Linked DNA regions of Homo sapiens: region 1 is linked to region 2. A link is an interaction called in ENCODE POLR2A ChIA-PET data of the cell type or tissue named here. Cell type or tissue: GM12878. All regions are shown on one strand.

Region 1 (2,500 bases), 120 kb before region 2:
TGATCACAGCAGATGCCGTGCACATCTCTACTTCTTCCATCAAGTTTCAACTTTTACCTTTTCAATAATAACAGGACAGTAAACGTCATTTTTAAAAAATCGAATGTTTAATGATGAAAGGCCGTATTCATTACAACACTGTTTGTAGACATAGAAACGTCAAGCAGGTGTCAAAAATCCCACTGGACTTTATTTACATGCAGGCTTTAACCAACTTTGCTCTTTGTTTTAGTACAGGAAAATTCATGAATTAAAACTTGAAAACACAATAAAACAATCACAAAACAAATTATCTTCATTTCCGGTGTCATCAGTGAAGCATCAGAATGAAAGTTCAAATAAAGTTTTTGCTTCCCGTTGTTAAAAACATGGTAACACACAACCCACCTCTGGGAGCACTGCGCCATGATTCCTTGGAGCAGAGAACACAGTAGGAGCACATACACCTCTAATCCCTACTTGACAACTGAGGGAAATGGCCCGGTCAGCTGACTTGCCCAAGGACACCCAGGCAGTCAGAGGTAGGAGTCTCACCTAGTTCTGTGGTTTCCAGGAATCATATCCATGTGGTGTTCTACTCTGTTATTTGAGAGCCCCCGGTTGACAGAACCAGTAGGACAGCTTGGGCAAGTAGGTCCCGGTCTGGCCTGTAGGGTAAGACACTGGCAGGCCTTCAGGTCTGGGGTTCAGGGCTGCATTTAAAGTTACAGTGCTCATCACTGGCCTCACTAAGAATCCCCTGGTCTGACCCTGTTTTGAACAGGAAGTTGAACTCTTTGAAGAGTTGGGTGTTGGATATTTAGTTTTCTTCCTTCCTGACTCCTCCGAGCTTCTCAGCTGGCCTTCTTGGATTCATGCAGTTCCACAATTGAAGTGTTGATTAAAAACTGCCTTGAAGGGTTTCCCAGTTATTTGGGGTGGGTTTCGTCCAGGGAAGGAATGGCAAATGGGTTGCACTTCAGGAAGACGTGCTAACAATGAGCTCTAATGAGGATTCTGAGTCTGGATTCAGCTGGAAAGAAGCGCTGTGACTGATTAGTGATGTCTGGCACAAGCTGGAGGTGGGTAGGGGGACGGTTGGGGTCAATGTCACTTACTCTAGGTCTAGGTCAAGAGCATGTGTAGGAATGGGCCAATTTCAGCCTGTGCCCTCCCCTCCACAAATTCTTCCCTGTTATAACCAGCACTGCACTGATGCACAATTGGGACTGTATAAATGCTTAGGGACTCGATGCCTTACAGTAAGCCCCCACCCAGCCTTGTAGTTAATGCCTGGAGAGAGGCACTATCAGGCAGAACATCACACCTGCATGTCTACCTTCACTCCGCAGGCTTCCAGACACATCCTAGGATCCTGTCTGAGAAAACCAGAGCCCTCCTGCAGTATCTAGTTGTCTATGTCCATTGTCCTCTCCTGACAGAAGCCCTAAAGACAGGCCGTGGGCTTCCTTCAGTGGTTAGCAAACAGAACCTTCTCGAGTTTTGATCCTAACACAAAGATAGCTCTAACCTTCCTTGCTATGGTTTGAAGGGTTAGGAGTGGCCTTCCAGAACCGCTGGGAGGTCAGGGGCGTGCTAGACCAAGGGCCTCCTGGACGTCCCTTATGTTCTCTTCACTGCCCAAGGTGGAGTCTGGCTGGTTTCCATTTCCACGCCGTAGGGCTATGAAATCAGAGAGCACAAGCCTGGGCCCTTGCTGGCTGAAGTCGTCATTCCACCCTTGATCAAGAATAATTGAGCAAGAGCTGCTTCCATGATCCTGTCACACTCTAGCCATGGGATTTCTCAATGGGGATCTGGACACTTGGTGTTAACACTAGAGTTTGGCTGAGGATTAGAGAAAACCTTTTTGCCTCCCTTTCCGTCCACACAACTGGAAAGAAACGACTCTTCCTTGTGCCTCCCCTGTAAAGACCAAGTGCTTGCTTTGGTCCACACCTGGTATGGGAGACAATTCCCATCCTCCTCCAAAGGATGGTACCAGTGCCACCAGCAGTGGGGGCCCTCACAGTGAACTCCTCAGGCACAAAAGCAAGCAGAGGGGCATGGGGTTAGCAGATCGCACGTCTGTATCCAAAATGGCCTGTGGGAAACATGAGAGACCCCATCCAATCCCTGTCCTTCAACCCTTCCAGATCCTTTCCAAGACTTCTGAGGGGCCAAACTTGGGTCACGTTCAGTACTAAAAAATGAGGACGAAGAATGGAACTTGCTGTTTTATCAGAACAGACCCATTTTCAACTCAACATCCTGCGCTATTTACACTCTCTTCCTTCCAGTGCTAGTTCAGGTGCAGACCCAGGACAAAATAATCGGGGATGGATCTTGACATGTTTTAAGTGGTTTCTTAATTCTTTGGAAGGTTATAGACTGGTATGCCTCAGCACCTGCAGCAGCAGGCAGGAGTCTCCCTCGCATGGGGCAATAAGTGAGCTTGTGTGGCTTTTAGGTTAGTAACACACTTTATTCACATCTCTGAGACATAGTTGACCTAAATCCA
Region 2 (2,500 bases):
AGGTACCTCTTACAGATAGAATGGGTGGCTGAATGCTGTTGTTTGTCCTGGAACTGTCCTAGATTTTGCTGATTTTCAGGATTATTATTAATAGCAACCCCCCCCACCAGCTTTCAGAAATGCCTCAGTACGGATAATATGGTCACCTATTAATAATGATACATCAGATGTTAGGTCTGCCTGCACAGCCCTTCCTTCTAGCTCAGGTTAACACCAAGGAAGAAGGGCAATGGCTGGGCGTGGTGGCACACACCTGTAATCCCAGCACTTTGGGATGCCAAGGTGGGCAGATCATTTGAGGTCAGGAGTTCGAGATCAGCCTGGCCAACATGGTCAAACCCTATCTCTACCAAAAATACACAAATTAGCCAGGCACCTGTAATCTCAGCTACCTGGGAGGCTGAGGTGGGAGAATTGTTTGAACCAGGGAGGCTGAGGTTGCAGTGAGCCAAGATCGCACCACTGCACTCCAACCTGGGTGACAGAGAGATACTCCATCTCAAAAAAAAAAAAAAAAAAAAAAAAAGTATAAGCACGGTGATGAAGCTTAGAAAGAAGAGTGATCCCTCTGGGCTGGAGAATCCAAGCTTAAGGATGAATTTGATGTGAATTTTGAGGGAGAATGATTTGGAGAAGAAAAGAGTAAGCTTTTGTAGACAGGAGAGTGTATGTATTAATTTCCAATTGCTGCATAACAAATTACTGCAAAACTTAGGAGCTTAAAACAAAAATAAATATGACCCCCCACAGTTTCTACAGATAGCGAATTTGAAAGTGGCTTGGCTGGATGGCTCTGGCTCAGGGTTGCTCACGAGATTGTGGTCACGCTGTTGGCCGGAGCTGTGCTGAGCTAAGGCTTGTCTGGGGCTAGATCTGCTTTCATGCTGGCTCACTGGGGTGGCTGGTGGCAGAGCCTCTCACCACATGGACCTCTCTGCAGGCTGCTTGAGCTTCCTCACAACATGGCAGCTGGCCTCCCCCAGAGCAAGGGATTCAAGGGAGAGCAGGGTGGAAGCTGCAATGACTTTCATGACTTAGCTTTGGAAGGCACACTCCATTGTTTCTATAACATTCCATTTATTACATAAGTCAGCCCTATACAAACTGTGAATAGAAAGAGGTGGGGCTTGTTGGGGACCATCACGGAGGCTGGCTCCCACACTGGGTGTCGCTAAGGCACAGAGGCAGATATAGGGAGCATGTGCTCAGAGAACAAGTGATTGAGCAGTTCGTCTGGAATGTTTAGTGACTTCCCTCCATCCTCAGCCCCAGCCAGTCCTCTCTAGCCTAAGTCCAGTCATCCAGTCTTGGAGAACAGTGACCCACTGGCACATTTGGCAAAATGAGCATTTACAAGTTCTTTCCATTGCTGAACTCTAGAGCAAAGTGTGAGGAAACATTTTGTTTCTGCCAGCATGAGAAATGGACTGTATAGGAAGCACATTGTTGCCTTATCTGGGAGATTAAGATTACCACTTTTAAAAAGTCTACTCCAGAAAAAAAATACCATTAAAAAACAATCATTTTAAATTCATTTTCACTTTCGACTTGAAGGCATTTTTCTCATTTTAAAAAATGATGTATGGCTTATGTAAGTTTTACAGGATGAAAAAGCATTAAGGAAAAATACACCCTGCACCGAGTTGCTGTCATTCTCCTCTAATACCTGACTCTTCTGAAACAAATGAAGATGAGGCTGAGTTTCTGGGAGTCTGTGGTCCTGCTGAGGAATGAAATGCAGCTAAGGTTGGGCCGACAGCATCCACTGCGGTTCCTGGCTGCCTGGCTCCTGGTGAGATCAGCATTTTAAGCAGGTTCAGGTAAGATCTGGGACACTTGGGTTTTGGAGTCACAACCGATCTTTGTTTTACTCTGTGATCCTGGGAATAGTAGCCCTTTTCTGGATTTTTCTCCACCCTTAGCTAATGTGTTAACAATGTGTTGTATCCTTGTCTTAAGTATTGTAGTGTTATCACTTAAAACTGCCTCGGATGTCCTTTTAGAGAGCAGTTCCTCCATGTATGACATTTTATTTAACAATTATTCCTTGTTAAATTCCAACGGATACTGTGAGACACATGGCAGATACAGCCCTGCCCACAGGGACCTTCCATTCTGGTGGGCAAAGAAAGGAATACTGAAATTTCATCTACAGAGAATCCACCCCAAGGTGAGCCCGCTATCTCTAAGACTTTCAGGCGGCACTAGAGTGAACTAACTAGAAGGAAGACTGGATAGAGATACTAGATAAAGAGATAAACACCAAATAAATGCAACAAATGGCCAAAAGGTCTAGAACCGTTTACATCTTAGATATCTGTATAATTTACCTCTCTTTCCCCATGTGTATAACAAATAAATGATATCAACTATTTGAGCTCTTAGAAATACATCCTTTCCACATTTACAAAGCTCAGAGAGTGAGTGCTCTCTATATGCCAGGCCTGGGGCTGATGGCCTCACATATTTTATCTCTGTTAACATATTTATCTCCCAACAC

The links. ChIA-PET counts read pairs that join two places held together with the same protein. Peaks named below come from ENCODE experiments on the same cell type or tissue, not always from the same donor. Only the 100,000 strongest peaks of a DNase experiment are listed, where the experiment ranks them.
Region 1: POLR2A ChIA-PET joins it to region 2 with 7 read pairs; 3 of 35 experiments call an interaction of 5 or more read pairs at or near these places.

The regions. Positions count from the first base shown.
Region 1 is chr3:72,371,740-72,374,239 of GRCh38, forward strand. No RefSeq gene overlaps it. Among named protein-coding and RNA genes, the nearest start is that of RYBP, 74 kb to the right of the region's middle. RefSeq lists a silencer at 1,325-1,525. In GM12878, no CTCF peak of the experiment used is centred here; no DNase peak of the experiment used is centred here.
Region 2 is chr3:72,493,444-72,495,943 of GRCh38, forward strand. No RefSeq gene overlaps it. Among named protein-coding and RNA genes, the nearest start is that of RYBP, 48 kb to the left of the region's middle. In GM12878, no CTCF peak of the experiment used is centred here; no DNase peak of the experiment used is centred here; H3K27ac peaks cover 148 bases.